Linked DNA regions of Homo sapiens: region 1 is linked to region 2. The links are chromatin contacts, found by Hi-C or POLR2A ChIA-PET in ENCODE. All regions are on one chromosome and are shown on one strand. Each heading gives the region's core, a stretch centred on a gene start or an enhancer-like site at or near the end of the contact. The rest is flanking DNA. Distances are from core to core; before and after follow the strand shown. Region 1 overlaps AUTS2 (activator of transcription and developmental regulator AUTS2). Region 2 holds the start of AUTS2 (activator of transcription and developmental regulator AUTS2).

What was found. A loop is a pair of places that touch in the nucleus more often than their neighbours do. ChIA-PET counts read pairs that join two places held with the same protein, here RNA polymerase II (POLR2A). Pooled maps may share reads with other maps.
Region 1: a map of OCI-LY7 shows a loop between it and region 2 (3-fold over the local background). The contact joins the enhancer-like site here to the promoter of AUTS2 in region 2. A Hi-C loop is called at or near these places in 8 of 168 maps with a recorded cell type or tissue (GM12878, OCI-LY7, dorsolateral prefrontal cortex and 3 more), 30 of 37 single-sample maps with no recorded cell type and 18 of 50 pooled maps. POLR2A ChIA-PET finds 5 or more read pairs at or near these places in 5 of 52 experiments (GM12878, WTC11, activated B cell and 2 more).

Annotation. Positions count from the first base shown.
Region 1 is chr7:69,674,016-69,680,148 of GRCh38, reverse strand. The region is part of intron 1 of AUTS2 (activator of transcription and developmental regulator AUTS2); the gene reads right to left. Among named protein-coding and RNA genes, the nearest start is that of AUTS2, 79 kb to the right of the region's middle. Within about 2 kb of position 1,593, at least 5 of the 41 ENCODE cell types and tissues checked have a DNase peak (open chromatin) inside an H3K27ac peak, as active enhancers do.
Region 2 is chr7:69,595,144-69,601,539 of GRCh38, reverse strand. It overlaps AUTS2 (activator of transcription and developmental regulator AUTS2), which reads right to left and starts at 3,065. Exons shown (of 19, transcript NM_015570.4): 1 at 1,578-3,065. The coding sequence starts at 1,886. It overlaps CT66 (cancer/testis associated transcript 66), which reads left to right and starts at 3,916. Exons shown (of 3, transcript NR_148927.1): 1 at 3,916-4,493; 2 at 4,849-4,885; 3 at 5,107-6,396. RefSeq lists silencers at 1,752-1,821, 2,986-3,065, 3,086-3,505 and enhancers at 2,586-2,635, 3,816-3,895.

The sequences.
Region 1 (6,133 bases), core at 344-2,843, 80 kb before region 2:
GGCAGCATGCCTAAACCCACTTCATGATAAGAATAACATACACGTGCCATTAAATTTTTCCAATGTAACAGGAAAAAAAGTCAATGCTCTTCCAAAACACATCTAACTAAAAAATGTAGTATCTATGTAGAGACAAGTATATAATGTTAAAAGAAAACAACTGTTTAGTCAAGAAATGGTAATTCTTATAAGTTTTTTTAAAGGAAGAAAAGGGGACTGATTTCATTCAAAGGTCCTTGTGTGTCACAAAAGTTAAAAAAAAATTTTCTCAAATGTCTAAATTCAACCAAGTAAGGCAACACTCAACCATTTCATCCAGTTAAAATAAATAAAACTAAAAATCTATTCCATAGATGATGTATGTAACTGACATTTGCTTCTACTCCCCAAAATAAATTATTACTGACATGAAATATACAATCACATATCTTACAAGCCCAAAACATAGAAATGCAAAAGTACACACAGTCTTCTCTTTCCTGATTTCTTCCAAATGTAGATCATTCCCAGAAGTATTTTTTTCATTATTTAAAACTATCAATCTAGAAAGATTTCAATGCAGACAGAGTTATTTTTTTACATTTGAAATGTCTGCCGAACAATCTACCAGGTATCACACATCATCATTTATTTCCATAAAATCAACACAAATTTTAAAATGCAATAGCTAAGTTTACTGAACACTTAGTTATAACTGCCTCAATATTAACTAAACAATTCTCAGAGCTGCCTTATAAGGTAAGACCTGGAATCCCCATTTTATAGGTAAGATAACTGAGGCATGTAGCTAAGGCATTGTTGAGCCTGAATGTAAATCCTGGCAGACTGGTTCCAGAACCCATGCTATTATATTAACCACTACCAATACTATCGCCCATTAATGTACATGAAAGACACTGACACACTGGTCAATTCTTCTGTAACTCCAGGAAATGGTCCTACAGAGAGAACTAAAGAGAAACTACGAATGCCAAACATTCTGGCCTTGGCCAGTCACAATCTCTCTAGCTTTGTTTTTCTTATTGTGAAGTAAGTTTAAAAAATCCAACACCTGATAATATAGTTGGCTGGAAACAAAACCCAGCAAAAATATACACATATACTTCACTATGGCGACAGCATGGCCAATTACTCTCCTGATATCTCCCTTCTTCCACTTCCAATCTAGAGACAGGCCTTCCTTTGCCAAACATACTTTCCCATCCCCACAAAAGTAATTCTACAGCAAAACGTGCAGCATTATCGGCAAAAGCTAAACAGAAGGAGTCAGCATCTCTCTTCTAAGCCATGTCCCTGTCTGAAATATAATACAGTGGGCAAGTTGTTTCTCTGAAATAGATGGATCTATGGTTTGAGGGCAGCACAGAGCGTAAATCTGTCTCCATGAATGGCTCACGCCGTGTCTTTCTCGTTTTGTGTGCTATTGTGTGCTATCTGGCAATATATCTGTCACAGCTCTACTTCCTCCCTTCCACAAGAACAAAAGTTGAGAGAGATTGGAAATACAACCCCAGGCACAGCCTTATAAAGGCCACAATTGAGTTTCTGAAAACTCCAGGCCAACTCTAGGCAAAGCACCAGTTCAGCCTGTCTGTACACGAGGCAATTTGGTTAAGTAATAACACCATTTCGCCATGATTTTTGTTCCGCTCACAACAGAAATCATATCAGAGAAACCACGACTTACCATAAAATTATTTTAAAAAGAGAAACTTGATTCTGATATCCAAATAGAATATAAATTCTGCTTTTACACACGCTGGTCCCATCTGTAACACCCAGAAGTCAATTCAAGAGGCTGTAGACAGTGAAGGGATAACTTCAGATTTCCCTTGAAATGTTTTTGCAGCCTCAGCAGAAATTCAAAATGCCAGTAGTGTTGCTCTCAGTGTCTCTGTTCTGGCCCCCAAGACCCACAGGCCTGGCTTCCTCCAAGAAATGCTTGCATGAGGATCAAGCAGGGGACGAGTTTTTCCTGTGCCTGTCAGAAAGAATACTGGCCTTTCAGATGAGCACTTCCAGATTTCATAGGTCAGCCTGAGAACTTAAAACACTATTACAAAATCATTGTCCTTCAGCCCCAAGCATCTTAAAAGTAATTTATCAGCAGCATCACTGCCAACCTTACCCCAAGAGCTTGCTTTGGCATAACAACTGTTCAGGGTCTCAAAATGGGCTTTTCCAGAGAACTCGTAGAGGTCCCTGTGTTTAAATTACTGATCCCAAAACTCAAAATAGAATCTCAGCCCATTTGAAAACTGCACTTATAAAAACCACCATTTAGGCTCAAAGCTATGTAATTTGCAAATGCTCCTGCTTCTGTCTAAGTTTGCTTTTGGTGCTTAAAATCCAGCCAAAGGATGGAATTTAATACAACTACAAAATTAACAACAGATGGCCTAGTACATTTAACCTAGAGGAGTAAACAATGTGAGCGATGTCTCCAAAAAATAAATCTCCCCAGGAAGGCTATAAGAATATCTGAAAAACACCAAAATAAAAACTGGTGACTTCAAAAACGAAACTCAAACCCAGATTAGATCATCATGTAAGCATTACCATTTCCCTAACAATAAGTGTCAGTTTCTCCTTTCATCCACGTAGACCTTTTGTTAAGGACAAGATACCATCTTTTTTCCTCACTCTTCAACAACTTTCTCATCCTATAGAAGGGAAACGCTGGCAAAGGCTGGGTTAATGCTGGGGTTTCCAGTTAAGCACTATAGTTTTACAACAGTACAAAAATAACCAATTTTCAAACTATCAGAACACAATAAAAGATATTCAGCATGAACTTTAATATAATGTAGCTTTCCTTTGAAGACCCTGGAAAACTTGTACCTTGGATTTGTTGCCAGAAACATCAGTTATCACTATTAGTCAAGGTAGAGTGATGGGCAGCTCAGAGACCAGTAGGGGGCCACTAACTAAATCTTAACATCAAGCACCTCACTTCTCTGGGCTTTTGGCTGTCTTTATTTATAAAGAATGGTACACAGAGACTCTCTAAACTCTATCAGCTCTGACAGCCTATATTTCTTCAGAAACCCTTATACTCAAAAAGCTCCATTTAACAAGACATCCAAATAGATTAGATTTTCTATCTCTCTTCAGAAATTTTCTATCAGCTGATAATTCCCAAGGAATCTCCATAAACAGGCACCAAAATTGTCCACTGTTAAAATGAATGATGAGAAGCTGTGTGTTCTTGAAAAGCATCTACATATGAAACATAATGCACTTCCTTTACCCTTCTGTGAAAAAAATCTACTTCAATATATGAAGCATGGTCAGAAAACAGTTTCAGAATACTTTAAAAAAAAAAAAGAAAAAAGAAAAAAACCAGAGTTTCAGGAATAAATAAGAATTTAGGGCTGGCAGGTAGGGAGCCTATCCACTGAAAAATTAACTAAAAAGAGAAGTAAGATTTCCACAGAATACTGAAAAGTAATCATCGTTTATTTTCAGTTTTTCCTCCCCAAGATGGACATATGGCTATAGAGGCACAAAAATGTCTTACCATTCTAATATTTAAATTGTCAGACTTACTTAAGTCACACTTATTTAAGTCAAGATACCTTGCCATAGTTGACTTAAACCAAATTGTGAAGCATAAGACCTCCATTTCTTTATCTTCCCCCAGACCAAGACCTGAAAAGTTACAAGAGGTGGCTCAGGACTCAGTTTATAGTCATTTCTAGAAACATCTGCATTTTAAAAAGAGCAAACCAGGACATGGCCTTGCCTCAGCAACTCTCTAAATGCATAAAGACTTTAAAGAAAGTGATCTCAATGGAGGGGAGAGAAAAGGTTTGTTCAGAGATGCTAACATCCCAGGATACAGGTTTAGATTGCTACAAAAGCCACCCTAGGTAGTCTCAGGGCCATACCTAAGGGTCTACAACTAGTTCCTTTGAATCCCCAAATGCTTCATCTCCCTTCTAATATTCTGTAAGGTATATTACACACTGATGTGACTACAAATAATTTCTTATTTTTAGAATGTCATGCCATCCTTCTGAATAACTGGAGATATTTCTGAACACCAGAACCTTTGGTTCAGGAATTGCCAACTCAACTCCTTAGGTATGCACAGACTGGGATCCAAGCAGGTTCTACCTTCTCTTTCAGTCTTCCTGTCTACCTGCAGCTTACCAATATAATACCTTCTACAAGCACATGGATGATCTGCCAATATATAATGTAAAAATTATTTTAAAATGTACTCCTCACACTTAGTTTCCCGGTCTGCGAAATGATGTCAGTCCTCAGATGTGAATATATATACATACAAGTACACACATCATGGGACTGTGGGTGCAAAGAGTCAAACCTCAGCCAAGGCCGGACACAGTGGCTCACACCTGTAATCCCAGCACTGTGGGAGGCCAAGACAGGAGGACCACCTGAGGTCAGGAGTTCGAGACCAACCTGGCCAGCATAGAGAAACCCCGTCTCCACTAAAAATACAAAAATTAGCCAGGTGTGGTGGCGCACACCTGTAATCCCAGTTTCTTGGGAGGCTAAGGCAGGTGAATGTCTTGAACCCGGGAGGCAGAGGTTGCAGAGATGAGACCACACCACTGCACTCCAGCCTGGGATACAGAGCAAGACTCCATCTCAAAAAAAAAAAAAAAAAAAAACCCTCAGCCAAAACCACCCTGAGAAATGATCACAGCACAGTACAGTATTCTGCTGGGTGGAGAAGGATCAAGTCCTAGAGAGATTTAGGTGTCTAGATGAATCTGTTAAAAATCTTAAAAAGTTTCACTAGTCCTGGAGACAAAATACGTTAGTATATTATTAGAATAAATTTGTAAAATTATTTTTTAAAAGCAACAATGGAAACAAATAGCAAGATTCAAGTTTCATGTACGTCTAAAAAAGTTCTAATATAAAAGCCAGCTTCTCATCAAGGAAGTAGGCCACATACAGAAAAAAAGGTCAGGATCTCACACTTAGGCTATTTAAAAGAGGTTAGTGCTACCAGAGACTCCTTATTGATTTGGTAAGATTCCCAGAGCAGAGAAGCAGGGACTTTCTCCCTCTGTCTTGTTGCCAAAGTGAAAGCACTATCAAGGGTAAACTGTGGTCAGACCAGTTTCACCTCTTTTAAAGAGCTACACCATTGTCAACTGTCAGTCACAGGGTTAAAGACACCAGACTAACATATTAACAAATGCAACCAACTAAAGAAAATACACAGGAGCCCAAATTATAGGATGCTGTGCACACACTTCGGAATCTGTTCCTGCAGTACGCCTTCTGTCCTGACCCACGTTTCTTGTCCCTCTCACAGCCTCACCACAGAGCATTCAGCTTGACTACTCTTTTCCCTAGCCATCTGACCTGCAATCAAAGCACACAGGCCACACCAGAGGAACTGTGATAAAACAGTTCATCCTCACCACACACTGAATACCTCAATTTCATTATGCCTGCCACGGTTATTTGATTCATTTTTGCCCAATAAATTAAAAATAACTGATTAGATTCTCAGCCCTTATTCCCTACCCACCCACCCATGCCCCTGTGATGAACTCTCAGGCATGACAGCCATAGAATAATAATTTAATAGCTATTATTATTAAAATTACAATAACAACCAACATATATTAAGTGTTTACAATGTCTCAGGCACTGCTCTAAATAATTTAGAAGTGTTGATACATTGACATGGTGGAGACTCCAATCATCTCCATCTCACAGGTAAGGACAGTAAGCACAGAGAAGTTAAGGTCCCACAGCTCAAGAGTCAGACCAGCACCCAGATCCAGGCAGTCTCCAGAGCCCCTGGTCTTAACCACTATGCCACTCCAGTTCTCAAGAGAGGCAGCCAGAATGGAAGACAAACAGCCTCCAGAGAAGGTACCTGAGAAATTTTTGTCCACTTGCCTATTCCAGGAATTGCTCATGAAATTGCTTTTTTGTCTGTTACATAATGAAGTTTCATAAACAACAAGTACAGAATCAGTGAAATGGTCAGGGAGACAAAATGGCACTCTTTTCAGGCTTGTCCCAGACACACTGGGAGGCTTGTCCCAGACACAGTGGGAAACCTCTGTCACTCTCTAAATGTGCCTTTGCAAAACAGGAGCAAGACTTCCTGGTGCTGTTTTACCTGTTAAATGGC
Region 2 (6,396 bases), core at 1,816-4,315:
AACCACTGGCCACCATCCACCACCATCACCACCAGCAGCCCAAACCAAAAGCAGTTCACACAGAAAAGGACAACACTGATAGGAAGCCTTCCTTTGAAAAAAATATTTAAAGCTGACACCCAAACACATAAACAGAACCAGCAATCTAAACCTGTACAGTTACCGTATGTGAGATTTAAGCTGTCATTAACAAAGCTTGCATCTGAGCATGTGAAACAATACCATAATAACGCAAAAAAAAAAATGGAAAGGGAAAAGTTTCCTTCAGGAACCTCAAACCATCACATCAGGTGCATGAAACACTATAAGCCAACTATAAACCGTATCTTGGTTTTGTGCTTAAGAAAGGTGGACCAACTCTGCAGAATCTCAAAGCCTTCTGTGTGTGTGTGCATGGTGTGTGGGGGGTGGGGACAGGGAGGTGGGGGAGGAAATTAGGCGGTTAAATTTATAGAGGCCAATGACCAATACCACACCAAAGGAGACAGGTCCAGGCAAAGACAGTTTCCCCCCAACCCTGGACAGTCTCCCCCTCCCTCCCTTTTCCCTTTCCCCCTACCCTAGGAGCCAGTTGGCTGGAAGGAAAATGTGCATTTGAAAATCAACGCTGCAGGTGCCCAAGGAATAAAGAAAGACACACACATAGACACACACAAAGCCAATCACTTAGAAAGAAAAAAAAGAAAACACAAAAAAGGAAAGGGAGAGGGACAATTGGTGACAAGCCCTTCAGATAGCAGCTAGGATTTTATTCTTCCCTCCCACCAGTCTTCCCTGGTGTACCTTTTTCTGTCCTTTAACTAAATTGCTCATGTACACACACACATGTGCCTATGTATGTGTATAGATAATATTATAATTAACCCTTTCTGTAACAGAACCCCATACAGAATACAGAGAGCTATTCCACCCTTCCCTCTTCTCTCCCCTCCTCCCTCCTTTCTCCCAACCAGGAGAAAACGCCCCCTTCCCCAGCTTCACCAAAAAAAAAAAAAAAAAAAGAATATGGGGGGGTAATGGGGGGAGGCGCAAAGAAATCACAAAACCCCATCAGTCTCCAGTCCCGAGGACACCCGGGAAAGGTATATACTACACAGACACACACACACACACACACACACACACACACACGAACATATGACTCTGTAGAAAGCACACAGAACCGTCCACAGGCGCCCCAAACCCAGCAAAGAGACTTCCACCAGCCAAGAAGCCATGATTGGGGAGGGAGAGGAGGAAGGAGTGGGGGCAGAGCTCTCTGTGGAGAGGGGGCGCATTGTTGTGATGCCCGAACCCCTTTCTTTCTGCCCATCTGCTGTGGAGGGGGTGCAGGGAGGGGGCGCAGGGGAAAGGCGAGCGAGGAAACGAGACCAGGCACGGCTTTGCGACTCCCTCCTGCTGCCTGTCTGCCCGCGCCCCCAGCTCCCCCCACCAACAATAAGACCTCAGCCTAGACAGACAGACAGACAGACAGACAGACAGACAGCCCGGAGCGCGGCGAGGGAGGCAGGAGAGCCGGGCGCAGCCGAGTGGGGTCGTGCATAAAGGGAACCCGGGGGAAGGGGGGTCCCCCTTACCTCCAGCGCTTCAAAAGTGACAAAGCTGGTCATGGCAAATCCATCAATGATGTCCTCTTCTGCCGAGGTGGACTCTCTCCGCTTCCTCCGCGGGGGTCTGGGCCGGGACGGGGCGGAGGACGGGGGCTTCCCATTGTCTTCCTTGTCGGAGCCCGACGACGAGGCGAGTGAGAGCGCCCGGGTCCGGCCAGCCCCGCCGCCGCCGGCCGCGCCGGCCCCCAGCCCGCCCCGGGAGCGCCTCTCCCGGTCTCGCTGCGACCGCGACCGCCGCTTTTTGCGGAGTCCATGGCCCCGCGTCGGGCCATCCATGGTTCTGCTGCGCCGGGGTCTCCCCGCTTGCCCGCCACAGGCTACGGCCGCAGCCACACAAAAAAAAATTGACACCGAGCCCTCCCTCCCCCTTCACGGCTTCCCTCCGCCCCGAGGAGGGCGCGGGGGAGACGGCGGCCGAAAGAAGGGAGAGAGGGGAAGAAAGAGAGGAGAAAGAAAAGGGGGAAGGGGCGGAGAGAGGGGAGGAGGGACGGGGAGCGAGGGCGAGAGGCGAGGAGCCCAAGTGTGGGGCTCCCCACAGCACCGAGGGTCGGAGATGCCTGGGAGCAGCGCCGAGCAAAGTAATGGCTGAACACACAGGTCTCCTTTAGAGGAAAAAAAAATAACTCACCAAGCAAGCAATAAATCAGAATAGCGGAATGCTTTGATCAAGAGACTGGGAGGCTCCGGGGAGCCCTCCCCGCGGCCATTCTCCGCCGCGCCCCCCGCCCCCCGAAAACGCCCGCGCCCCCCTCAACTCGATCCAAAATCGGGTCCGAAAAAGGTCGCGGGAAAAGTGGGGGCAATGAACTTCACCCGCCCCTCGCGCAGGAAAACACCCCCGCCGCCTCTCACACACGCCTCGGAGAAAACTCACTCCCAGGCTCCCAAATTTTTAAGAAATGCAGCCAGGGGAGGCCGGGGCTCCGGAGCGACCCAAGAGGGGCGAGACCCCCCAGAGAGGGGAGCATAATAATGCAATCATTAGCGGAAGAGAGGGCGAAACTGCGAGCGGCGGAGGAGAAGGGAGGCGGAGGAAGGGAAGGAGGATGCTGCTGGAGCAGTTGTGGGGTTTGCTTTTCGGTCTTCGAGGGGGGAGGAGAGGGAGATGAAAGAAGAGAAGAAGCAAACCCTGTCGCTGCCACCCGCCCCCCTCCTCACAAAAATATTTTTTCCAGTCCCAGAGAAGAGGTCACCCTTCCTCAAAAAAGGGAGGGGGTGAGTCAGTCAGTCGATGAGGAAAGCAGAAAGAAATCTCCAGCGGGAGAGACACCGGTGTGCCGCCGCCGCCGCCGCCGCTTCTCTCGCCGCCCCGCCTGAGGGAGAAGCGCAGCCGGGAACGCTGCTCTCGCCGCCGCCGCTAACGCTGCTGCTGCTGCCGCCGCCGCCGCCGAGAAAGCCCCGAGCCGGAGGGTGCACGGCGTGTCCCCGGGCGGCTGCAGCGGGAGCCCGGGCACTGCCCCATCCTCCGCCCGCCCGCCTGCCTCGCGCAGCTCCCGCTCCTCCCCCTCCGCGGCCAGCCCACCGCCGCCGCCGCCGCCGCCGCCCGCCTCAGCCCAACCCCGCGCCCGCCCGCTCGCTCGCTCGCTCGCTCGCTCGTTCGTGCTTTCGCTCGCTCGCTCGAGTGCGCGCGCTCCCGCGCACCCGCCCTCCCCGCGCCTCTCTCGGCGCGCGCTCCCGCCCCCGCGGCCCCGGCCGGCGGGATCACGTGGACGGCTGGGCTCCCTCCTCCCCCGCCCCCTCCCCAGTTGTAGAGTGTGTAGAAAGCAAAAGGCTGGGGGCTGGCCGCGCTCGCGAGCCCAGGGCATGCGCGCTGGGGCGGCCGGGCCTGCGCACTGGGGGCGGTGGGGAGCTGTGAGGGGGGCGGGGGCGGGGGCGTGGAGGGGGCGCCCGCGTGGGGTCGGCCGCGGCCGGGCAGAGTTGGCGCGCCAGGGCGTGGAAGCCGCCGGAGGATCCCGCCTGTCGCAGCGGGGACGCGTGTGGGCCCCTGCTCCCAGGCCACTTCGCGCGCGCGCCCCCCACATCCTCCTCGGGACACTTGTCCCTGGATCCTCTACCCCTGGCCGGCCCGAGGCCGCCTTCTCGGGAAGCCCCACCAGCCCCCAAGGGTGTTTTCCCTTGGCTACCTGCGCTGCGAGGAGAGAAGGGAATTCAGAGAAGGGGTACAAGGGGGGCGTCCCTGGGAGGGGGCGCGACTGGAGGAGACAGAACGGGGAGCGGGTGCCAAAGCGCGGGCCTTTGCTCCGCCTGGGCGCAGTGGGAGCACCAACTGGCAGAGTTGGAAACTTTTCCTCCACGTGGCACCACAGTGCGTGGACGAGCGACCCCGCGCCCGGATGACCCCTGGGATTCCCGCCTCGTCTTCCAGCGGGGGACCTAGGGACGCACGGGCGGCTTCAGATCCGGGAGCGCGAGGCCTAACAGCCGGGGGCCGAACTTGAACCTCGGAGGCGGCCGCGGGCGAGGGGCGGGGCCGAAGGGGCCGGGACCGCCGCCCCAGCTCGAGGACCCGTTAGACCGGCAAACCGCAGTCCCTGCCCCGCGGGCTTCCTTTACTTTTTGGGAGTGGGGGGCGGTTTCCCTGCTTTTTCCACCACAGCCCCTCCTCCCGCCGCAATGTGGCTGATGCTCATAAAAAGTTGTATTAAAGAGCTGACTGCAGCCGAGAATCGATCAACAAAAGCGACCAGCCTCTCTGGGTAAAATAGCTGTGCGTTTTTCAGGGCACTGGAATTGATCTATACGGATCAGAAAGACCGACAGCCCGCTCTCAGCAGCCTCTTGGATACGCTTCACTTTCTGTCCAGGCACATAAACACCACGGCACCAACCCTTCGTCCTCCCTAGTAGCCCATACTTGTGGAGGAAGAAAAGGAAAATAAACTGGCATGTATTAATTACAATGGGCCAGGCACCGTGCTAGAGCGCTGTGTATATGATTTCACCTCTTTAGAATACAAATGTGCACATTTTATTAGTATTACTGGAAGGAGGGTGGTAGAGAAAACAGTAAGGACGTGTTTTCTCTCACAATCTGACACATCTATGATTGAGTGATTGATTGTTTTTCATTTAACAATTATTAGGCCTTACCAGGCTTAGCAGGCACAGTTGTAGGTGCTGGGAATACAGCGTTGTACAAAACAGAAAAGATACTGCTTCTTGACGTTCTAGCAGGCAAGCCTCTCTCGTCTTATAATTCCTAATAACAATTTAATAGCTTGTCTTTCTCTTGTTTTAGGTCACACTCCTTCAGCTTCCCCGTTTCTGAATCCCAGGTCTGGATCTTTATGAAATCAGATGGAGAGATGGGGTTGGGGGGACGGGGGGGTCAAGTTGCCAGGAACAGAAAGGAACATCCACCCGACTGTGACAGATGAGCTTTATGCCAGTCCAGGAAACAAAACATTTGACCTTAGGCAAGACTTTTTTAAATGACTAGTTTTTTCATCTGTAAATCAAAGAGGTTCAATTAAATGTTCAAAATGTTCCTTTTCAGGTCTATCCACGGCCTTCTCAACAGATGACTTCAAGTTGATTTCGTGCTTTATTTCTTAAGAATAGTGACTAACCTAAGGGATCTGATTCAATTTATTAGGAACACAGTGCCACCTTCCAAAATTACTTACCTAAGAGGACTGAGCCTGCTGTCCCTGGAGCAGTTAGCTAAAACAGTGCCTCAGTACGGAGCGTACCTGTGTTAACTTCTAGAGTGCTGTTTCCGGCAGCTGCTGAAATCCACGCTGAGGTTATCAAGCTCATCCTACAAAATAAAGCAAGTTCTTCGCAATTTAAAGCAAAAATCTGGGCTTATTTTTAGGGTTTTGGGGGATGTGAAAGTTGTCTTAGATAAGATTCCAGGAAAGCTAAGAACTAACGATGCAATTACAGTCACCTTTCAACAACTTTGGGGATTGGGTTGAGGAAGGTGTGAAATTGGGAAATATAATAAAAGGTATTATATTAGTGACTTTCTAGAGTAGCCCTTGGCAGTCCTGTCTTTAAAGAGTAATAACTGGAAAAAAAAATGAATGATAATACACTGCATCCAAGAACCTTGCCTCTGGTGAGGGTAATTTGCAAACGCATTTTGGGATAATGTTCAGCATTCAATATAATCTTCCCTGGAATTAGCAATGCCTTTTGGGTCAGAGTTTCTTAGGTTTCTTCAGTCATACAATTAAAATTGTTTCTGGATTATATTGCCCATATTTGTTTCTAATTCTCCATTTTGCCTGTGTTTTAACTGCTAGCGATTAATAACTGCCATATAATAAGCTAAGCATTTATTATGTTTCAGGCACTGTTCTAACTGCATTAAAATAATATCTCATTTAATTCTCATAAATTTTGAGAAAAGTTTTATTATTCCTATTTTACAGTTGAGTAAACTGAGGCTTAAAGTTAAGCATATTGTCCAAGGTGCCTCCACTCCTTAGTCATAAGCTAAATTTGATCTGAGTGACTCCAAAACCTGTTCTCTTAATGGTTATGCTGAAATGCCCTTCTTAGAATGATTCCTCAGGAAGTCAAATGCTAGGTATATAGTACAACCACTTTGGAAAACTGGCAATATCTGTTAAAGTTAAACATATGAAAACCCTATGGCCCAGCAGTTCCACGCTTAGGAATATACCAATGTCCCATGTGTGCCAAAAGACTATTAAATCACTCAGAGCAACCCTATTCATAAATAACCCCCAACCAGGAAACAACCCAAATGGTCATAAACAGTAAAATAGATAAATAATTGGTGGTATATTCATACAACAGAGTACATTCTACCACA